Linked DNA regions of Homo sapiens: region 1 is linked to region 2. Evidence: chromatin contacts called from ENCODE Hi-C or POLR2A ChIA-PET data. All regions are on one chromosome and are shown on one strand. Each heading gives the region's core, a stretch centred on a gene start or an enhancer-like site at or near the end of the contact. The rest is flanking DNA. Distances are from core to core; before and after follow the strand shown.

The links. A loop is a pair of places that touch in the nucleus more often than their neighbours do. ChIA-PET counts read pairs that join two places held with the same protein, here RNA polymerase II (POLR2A). Pooled maps may share reads with other maps.
Region 1: a pooled map shows a loop between it and region 2 (12-fold over the local background). The contact joins the promoter of ZCCHC14 here to the promoter of MBTPS1-DT in region 2. A Hi-C loop is called at or near these places in 1 of 168 maps with a recorded cell type or tissue (posterior vena cava) and 5 of 50 pooled maps. POLR2A ChIA-PET finds 5 or more read pairs at or near these places in 1 of 52 experiments (activated B cell).

What each region holds. Positions count from the first base shown.
Region 1 is chr16:87,491,765-87,495,962 of GRCh38, forward strand. ZCCHC14 (zinc finger CCHC-type containing 14) reads right to left here and starts at 1,260. Exons shown (of 13, transcript NM_015144.3): 1 at 1-1,260. The coding sequence starts at 474. ZCCHC14-DT (ZCCHC14 divergent transcript) reads left to right here and starts at 2,423. Exons shown (of 4, transcript NR_110943.1): 1 at 2,423-2,471. RefSeq lists a silencer at 1,199-1,378.
Region 2 is chr16:84,115,002-84,119,569 of GRCh38, forward strand. It overlaps MBTPS1-DT (MBTPS1 divergent transcript), which reads left to right and starts at 2,042. Exons shown (of 1, transcript NR_186375.1): 1 at 2,042-4,162. MBTPS1 (membrane bound transcription factor peptidase, site 1) reads right to left here and starts at 1,941. Exons shown (of 23, transcript NM_003791.4): 1 at 1,734-1,941. It also overlaps the pseudogene LOC648774. RefSeq lists silencers at 1,432-1,861, 2,262-2,361 and an enhancer at 2,512-2,671.

The DNA of each region.
Region 1 (4,198 bases), core at 10-2,509, 3.4 Mb after region 2:
CGTGAGCTCCTGGCGCAGCACCTGCTTCTGGTGGAAGCTGAAGGCCGGGTGGTTGGAGGCCATGGTGAACAGCAGCAGGAACTCATCGCCCGTGCGGCCCTCGTTAAGCTGCAGCCCGTAGTTGTGGATGATGGAGTCGATGTGCGTGAGCGTGCGGTAGAGCACGCCCGCCGCCTCGCGCTGCTCCGAGCCCAGCAGCGCCAGCGACACCAGCAGCTTGCTGCGCACCACCTCGTCCGTCAGGTTGGTGAGGCTGCCCAGGTCGGCCGGGTTGTTGGCCTTGATCTCCGAGTCGCGCAGCGAGTGGTAGTCCTTGCGGGCCAGGTCCTCCAGGCACGAGCCGAGGAAGCGAAGCTCGAGCGGGATGCACAGGTCCAGCAGGCCGCACAGGAACTCCACGCGCTGCGGCGACGGCAGCTCCGAGAACCAGCGGTACACGCCGTCCCTCTGCAGCGGGCAGCGCTTCTCCACCATGCTGCCGCCCGCGCCGCGCCGCGACCCGGGGCCGGGGACCGCGCGGGGGCGGCCGGGGGGCGCCGGGGGCCGCGGCCGGGGCGCGCCGGGACCGGGGACGCGCGGGCCGGGGCCGGGTCCGGGCGAGGGCGCGCGGGCGCCGCGGGCCGGGCGGGCGCCGGGGCGGGGGCGGGGACCGGGGCCGGGCAAGGCTCCCGTCAGGGGCCGGCGGGCGGGCGCGCGCGGGGCGCCGGGGGGGCCCGGGGCGGCCGGGGCGGCCGGGGGCGGCGAGCGGCCTCGGGCCCCCCGCTCACGGGGAGGCGCCTTCCCCGCGCCCGTGCCCAGCGGCGGCCGGTGCGCGGCGGCGGCGGCGGCTGCTCCTCGTCGTCGTCGTCGTCGTCGCCCGGGAGGCGGCCGCCCCCATCTCCCCCCGCGCCGCAGGGTCTGTCACTGCGGGCCGCCCCCCGACGGAGCCGCCCCGGCCATGCCGTCGCCGCCGCCCGCGCCTCCGCCCAGGCCGGCCGTTACCCCGGGCCGCGGGCGCGGCGTCGCCGCCTGGGGAGCGCTGGGGGCCGCGGCCGCGAAACGGACGCTGGAGGGGGAGGGACGCGCGGCGGGAGGCGCGGAGGGATCCGGCCGGGACTTGCCGGCCTTGCTGCTCCCGCGCGGCGGACGGATCCGGGCCCGAGCGCGGCGGCGGCGGCGACGGCGACGGCGACGGCGACGGCGACGGCGGAGGAGGCGCCGGCCGAGGAGCGGAGGGATCGTCGCGCTCGCGGCTGACGGGCGGCCGGGATCAGCAGAAGTGGGCGGGGTGGCCGCCTCTCGCGACAGCCCGGGCCTGCCGGGCCCGTCCCCCCCCCACTGATTGGCTCAGGCGGCCCGTTCTCGGCCCGTGATTGTGCCGGGTCCCCAATCCCATTCGCCCGTTCCGCGGCCACGCCTCCCTGGGGGCTGTCGATCATGTTGGGGCCACCGCCTCCCGTCCCTCGGCGGCCGTCAAGACGCGATTGGTCCGCGGAATCGGAGAGGCGGAAAACCCGGGCTGGATTTCTGGTTGCTTTTGTTCCCGCAAATTTGCGTGGAGCATTGTTTTTCGGCGAAAACGGGGCGTTCGGCCTTCCTGCTTTATTTTTGAGCGGTGTAAGAGGGAGGTAGTGGGTATCTTCGAGAAACGGCCGCCGCGGGGTCCGGAGCCCCGGGTTCCAATCCCGGGTCGGCCACTGCAAAGCTGTGTGACCTTGGGCGAGTCACTTGGCCTCTCTGAGCCCCAGGCGCCTCCCCGGGAAAAAGAGGGTAATAATAACCGCCCCCGAGGTTTGTGCGAAGGTGTTGAGCTCACAGAGGGCCGGCACCGGCACTTTTGAGGCGGCTGACTTGCCCTGGGGGTGTGATGGGAGGTGCAAGCTTTCTCCAAAAGCCTCGTCCAAATGGAGCCTTTAAATCCGCCTTCTTTCCGCGGCTACTTCACCAGCTCGCCAAACGCAGAAAATGCAAACACAGGGGAGGGGGCAAGGGAGCTGACCTGGCTGGAAGTAAACAGAAACGCCACCCTCCCCTGGCACTTGCATTGGCACCGGATTGCAGGTGGGGGAAGGGCCGGTGCACCCAACCACCTTTAAATCCCACCACTTACACACAGGCATAGAAGTAGAGCCGCGGGGGCTGGACGCTCATTCCTCCCCTGCCCTTCCCCTAGAGCGCTGCTTTGAATGTCTGTTGATCTAGAACGGGGTCTGTTCATTCATGGGTTCCAGGTCCCAAGCGCCCGGGGGCAGCTGAGAGCAAAGCTGGCGCCCTCCCTACCCTGTGGAGCTTACACTCTGGTTCTGGGCAGTGCACACTAGAGATTGGTTAAATCAATGAATGAACTTTTTCAGGATATGGTCCAAGGTGCTGAAAACTTCCTAACAAAACTCTTCAGCCGAATCTGGCACGCCTGTGGTTCCAGCTACTGGGTAGACCGAGGCAGGAGGATCGCTTGAGGCCAAGAGTTTAAGACCAACCTGGGCAACATGGTGAGACCCCCCCTCCCCGCCCCAGTCGCTCCAAAACAAACAAACCCCACATTCTCCAGTCTTAGGTCTTCGAGGATGAACAGAGATTGCAGAAAGGCATGGTTGGGAACAAAAAAAATTGCTCTCCACTCCCCCAGCCCCCTCCACACCTTGGGCACATTTCCCTGGAGCTGCCCCAGTGTTCTTTGTCAGTGTAGGAAGAAGCAAAAATCTAAATGGAGTCAGGATGGCCTCCCACATGGGCACAAGGGCAAGGCTGGGGACAGTTGGGTCTCCTCATCTTATTTCCCAGGTCTAGGCTGATTTCTATTAATAATTAAATTAATCGTCGTTGTCCTGGACCTCACTTCTTAATGTGATTCCAGGGAACTGGCCACATTCCAAAATTCATAATCTAAGGTAGTGAAAGAACGTGAACATCAAGACAGTTTGGCTGGGCTCAGAGGCTCACATCTGTAATCCCAGTACTTTGGGAGGCCGAGGGTAGATCCCTTGAGCCCAGGAGTTCGAGACCAGCCTGGGCAACATGGCGAAATCCCATCTCTACAAAAACTACAAAAATTAGCCAGATGTGGTGGCATGTGCCTGTAGTCCCAGGTACTTGGGAGACTGCAGTGGAAGGATTGCCCGAGCCCGGGAAAGGGAGGTTGCGGTGAATGGGGATCCCGCCACTGCACTCCAGCCTGGGTGACAGCGTAAGACTCTGTCTCAAAAACAAAACAAAACAAAAGATTCATTTCTTATTGATAAAGCAAGCTCCTTGGAGAAAGATCTTGGAACCTCATTAGTGCTGGGGGTGGGGGTGGGGCTTCTTCAATCCAGCCGAGCTGGCTGTGAAACCCCCAGGCTTTGGTACCAAGTGAGCTCCAGTCCCAGCTGTGGCTGACTGTGTGAACTTGGCTATGCATTCAGAGGCCTCTGAGCCTCAGTTTCCTCATCTGTAGAAGACAGCCAGGAACCCGTCATCCTGGCTAGCAGTGGAAGTCAAAGGTGCTCATGGAAAGCCCTTGCTGGCTGGAACAAGGGAGGCCTGAGCTGTGGAAGTCCTTGGATCAAGGTCCTCCCCACTTCCCGCTGCCTTTTTGGTCCTTCTTGCGTGCTCTTTGTGATTTAATGGCTTAGTAGGTTGAATCATGTCCCCCCAAAGTTTATCTCTACCCCAAATCTCAGAATGTGACCTTATTTGGGAAAAGAGTCTTTGCAGATATAATTAAGGTAAGAGTCAAGATAAAATCACACTGAATTAAGGTGAGCCCTACATGCAATGAGACTGTCCTTACAAGATACAGAAAAGAACACATAGAGACTTCGGGGGAAAGGAGACTATGTGCAAGAATGGCAGAGATTGGAGCCAAGGAGTGCCTGGGCCTACCAGAGGCTGCAAGAGACAGGGAGGACCCTCCCCTAGAGCCTCCAGAGGGAACAGAGCCATGCCCACACCTTGACTTTGGACTCCTGGCCTCCAGAACTGTGAGAGGGTAAGTTGCTATTGTTTTCAACCCCCAACCCCCACCCTCCCCCACCCCCCGACCCTCTCCCACCCCCATCTCCCACCCCTCCCCCATCCCCATCTCCCACCCCCCCCCCACCCCTCCCCTACCCCCATCTCCCCACCCCTCCCTCACTCACGCGTGTTGTGGTTACTTGTAGGGCAGCCAGGGAAACCGAAACAATGTCATATCCCCCCAGACATCGGTGTGGCTCAGCTCAATCCAGTTCACAACAAA
Region 2 (4,568 bases), core at 792-3,291:
CACTACAACCTCTGCCGCCTGGGTTCAAGGGATTCTCCTGCCTCAGCCTCCCGAGTAGCTGGGATTACAGGCGCCTGCCATTGCGCCCAGCTAATTTTTGTATTTTCAGTAGAGACGGGATTTCACCACGTTGGCCAGGCTGGTCTTGAACACCTGACCTTGTGATCCGCCCGCCTCGGCCTCCCAAATTGTGGGATTACAGGCGTGAGCCACCGCGCCCGGCCCAGCCTTCCTAGTTCTTGTTAACCTCCTGACTAGAAGAGCTCCCACTTCTTCCCTAGGTGCTTCAAAGGTTCCGCAAGCTCTGCATTGGAATTTTCCCTTTTTATATAGAAAGGACCAACTCTTGATTATACGGGGTGCCTGGGGAGTGCAGTCGTTTGACACGTGTCTGGGTCAGGTCCCAGCTCCCATTCTCAATCAACAGTTTTGCTGTCATCCGCATCACACATTAGAGCATAAAATAAACTTTTATTTGTCAAAAGTGTTCTGCATAAATGCTTAAACAAAATGTGGTATAGCCATACAACTGAATATTATTTGGTCATAAAAGGAATGAAATCCTGATTCATGCTACAACATGGATGAACTGTGAAAACATGCTAAGTGAAAGAAGCCTGACACAAAAGGCCGCATATCATATGTTTCCATCTGAATATACGAAATAGTCATTAAAGGCAAATCTAGAAAGACAAAGTAGATGAAAGGTTGCCTGTGGCGGGGCCTGGAAATGGGCATTGACTACAACTGGGCATCAGAGGTCTTGGGGTAACGGAAATGTTCTAAAAGTGGATTTGGTAGTGGCTGTGCTGCTGTAAATTTACTAAAAACCACTGAATAGTACACTTAAAACAGGTGGATTTTATGGTATGTAAATTCTACTTCAATGAAGCTCTTACATTAAAAAATAAGTATAAATAATAAAAGCGGATTCTCCAGATTGAAAAAAAAAAAAATGAGAGGAATTACTTCTCTTCTGCAAGCCCTCCTTTTCGTAGACATACAATTGGAGACCTTGACGTTAGGAGGGCTTACCTACACAGTTCAGACTAAAGGATGAGTCTCCAGAATTCAACGCAGGTCGTATTCCACTCCACGTAATTTCGAAGTGTCAATCAGAATCTAATAACTTAATTTGTGTAGACAAATAGGCCAAGATTCTCAGGGGCTCAACCCAATATGAAAGGTAAACATCTTAATAAAAATACTGACGATCCACAACGGTCTTAGGTAGCGCAACCATGCCAAGGCGAGGCAAGATTTTTAAGAAGCTACAGGTTTAAAAGGCAATCTGGTTCTGAGAGTTCGCCGAACAGAATCCCCGCATTTCCAAAAACCAGCAGCGCAATATGCACAGACCGAGATAAGGCAAAGAATCGACGTCTTTTAAACCTGACGCCAGCACTGCCCCGGAAGCGCACCTAGAATTGAGTCTGTCTGGAGGCTCCGGGCCAGAGCAGGGCGTATTGTTTCACTCGGTGAATGCTCATTTCACGTAAAGAAAACCAGGCAACGGAACAAGCTGCCGGAGCGCGCAGACCCCCGCAGGGCCGCGGTACAGGCACGCTGTGTCCAAACAAGCGCCGGAGGCCCCGCGCCCACCTCCCCCGACCCGGCCCGGCCCCCGCAGCCCTCGCCTCGGGGCCTCGGACGCAACCGGCACACCTGAGCGAGCGGGCCGCCGCCGCTAGGCGGAGCGGGTCGGGGAGGCCGCGCGCGGGCGGCTGACGTACCTGCGCCGCCGGGAGCTCAGGGCCGGCGGGCCCGGGATAACGGCGCCTCCGCGGCGAACACGCCTGGGCACTCCATTCGGGGCTGTTTACTCCCAACTCTCGCGAGACTGGGCGACCGGGCCAGCGAGGCCCACAGCTGGGAGCCTCAGCTCCGCCGACCCAGCGTGCCCTGTCTGTCCCGCGCTCCCGGGGCTTGCGTGCGCGCTCTGGACGCCGTGGGCAGCGGGACCACGCCGGGAGGATGGACGAAGGTCTCGCGACATTTGCGGCGGCGGGGGCCGGTGGCAGGGTGGAAGCGGAGGGGCGTGGCCAGCGAGCTGCCAGGCGGCGAGAACGCGCTGGGGGAACCCTTGGTCCGCTCTGCGCGTCGCTCTAGGATCCCCGAAAAGGAGCACGGGCGCGAAAGCGGCCAGGCTGGGCCAGGATCTAGAAAGACTGCCTGGCGCAGGCTCCCTGCCCCCGCGGGCCTGCTGTCATGGACTCGTGGAGAGCTCGCTTCCCGCGCGGACCCTTCCTGCAGGGGTCCACGTCCAGGCACCGGCGGCTCGGACACCCCACCCCCGGCCGGGCACCTGCCCTGGGTGCCCCTTAACCCGGGCGGTAGCTCGTTAAGATGGCGAAGTGTCCGGTCCGGAACACGCGAAACCCCAAATCCCGCCTGCCCGACCTCCTGACCCCCGGCCCCACGGGACGACAGACTGGGCCTCCCGACGCGCAGCGCGCTGCCGGGACACCGGTGCGTGCGAAACGGAGGACCTTTGTAACGCCACGTGTTTGCTCTTTTTGAAAAAACAAGAATAAATGTGTTAAACTGTCTGAAAAGCTTGCCGCCTAAAAGATGTCTGGGTGACTTAGATGCTAGGATCAGTTTGTTTTCAATGTAAATGGACCAGCCCGGACTCCGTACGGCACTAGCAGGGGACTGAAAGCGTCTTCAGGTACTGCTGGTGGGCGGTGATGCGCTACAGGCCGATCAGACAGTTTTGTGTCTTTTGGAACTTGACACTGCACCACGGTAATGCTGAACTGCACCAATATTACAGATCACAGCGCATCATCTTCCTTCAACATGATTTAACACAGTTGACTTAATATGGTGGATAAATGTAGAATCACAAATTACCATACCCCACCTCAGGCTTCTACTTCGTAATTTTGAGCAGGTTGTTTAACCTCTTTGTACCTCAGCTTCTTCATTACAAAAATAGGGGTACTAGCCAGGCGGGGTGGCTCGCGCCTGTAATCCCAGCACTTGGGGAGGCCGAGGCAGCCGGATCACTTGAGGTCAGAAGTTTCAGACCAGCCTGGTCAACATGGGTGAAACGCCGGCTCTACCAAAAATATAAAAACTTAGCTGAGTGTGGTAGCGCATGACTGTAATCCCAGCAACTCAGGAGGCTGAGGCAGAGAATCGCTTGAACCTGGGAGGCGGAGGTTGCAGTGAGCTGAGATCGTACCACTGCACTCCAGCTTGGGCGACAGAGCGAGACTCTGCCTTAAAAATAAATAAATAATTTTTTTAAAAAATAGGGGTACTAATATCTACCTTAAAGGATGAGGGTTAAATTAAGTACACACATAAGCCCTAGCGCAGTGGCTTATGCCTGTAATCTCAACACTTTGGGAGTCTGTGGCGGGAGGATCACTTGAGCCCAGGAGTTTGAGACTAGTCTGGGCAACAGAGACATGTCTCTATAGTTGTGTTTGGTTTTGTTTTTACCAGGTGTGGTGGTGTGCACCTGCAGTCCCAGCTACTAGGGAGGCTGAGGTGGGAGGACTGCCTGAGCCCAGGAGGTCGAGGCTGCAGTGAGCCATGATTGTGCCACTGCACTCCAGCCTGGGCAACACAGCAAGACCTTGTCTCAAAAACAAACAAAAAGCATACTCATAAAGTGCTCGGCTCCTATATGATTCAATATGTGGTGGTGGATTCTTGAATCCTTTCCTGACTCAGATCTCATACGATTTTCTGAACTTTTGGAGAATCCTTGCCTCTCTGCATTTGCAAACCGTCAAAGGCACTCCCTTCTGCCACCACACAAAGCATTTGATTTTAAACTTGACTATGTCCTTCTGTTCCAACTTTAGGTAAATTAATCTTGGTCAGGGTTCTCTGAACAGCCCTTTAGTCACTATGCCATTGAATACATGGCCCTACAGCTGGAAACTGGGGTAGAACAGTGATTGCAGGCATCCATCATGTGACAGCGAGGCCCCAAAGAAGGGGAGAGAATGCCACCACCACCAGTTTCAGAGAATGCCTATACACTGAGGGGACTGGTGTGTGGGAGAGAAGTTACTTGGAGAGCTACCAAGACAGCCTGAGCTACAGGATCCTGGTCTACCACTGGTGGATTCCCACCACTCTGGTTCTAAAATAACTTCCTAAACTTGTGCTTCACATACAGAATAAAGCATCTGTAATTCCATGGGAAGGTAAATCTTTATTCAAATGAAATGTTATTTTAAAGAGTAATAGCTGATGGCACAGGCACTAGCCAACCCTGGGAAAGCCTCCCTGGAGTTGTGGCTCCTGGAGTCCCAGCAGCCACTCTGCAGAGATCTTGGAGGTCCTAGTAAACCTGCCGGTGGCACTACAGGCAGGCTGCTTTTTTGGCAAGGGTGGCTTTGCTGAGAGCATCAAAATCTTGGAGGCAAACACCAAGGAGGTGTTCTCGGGCAAGATCGCACCTGAGTCACTGCTGCTCAATCCGCACCCAGAGGAGACGTCCCTGGAGACGTCTCCAGCCTCTCGCTATACTCACTGCAGCCTCGCCCACCAGCACATCTCAGGTGTCAGTGGCTTTTTCAAGGACAACTTCATGCTCCTGGTGC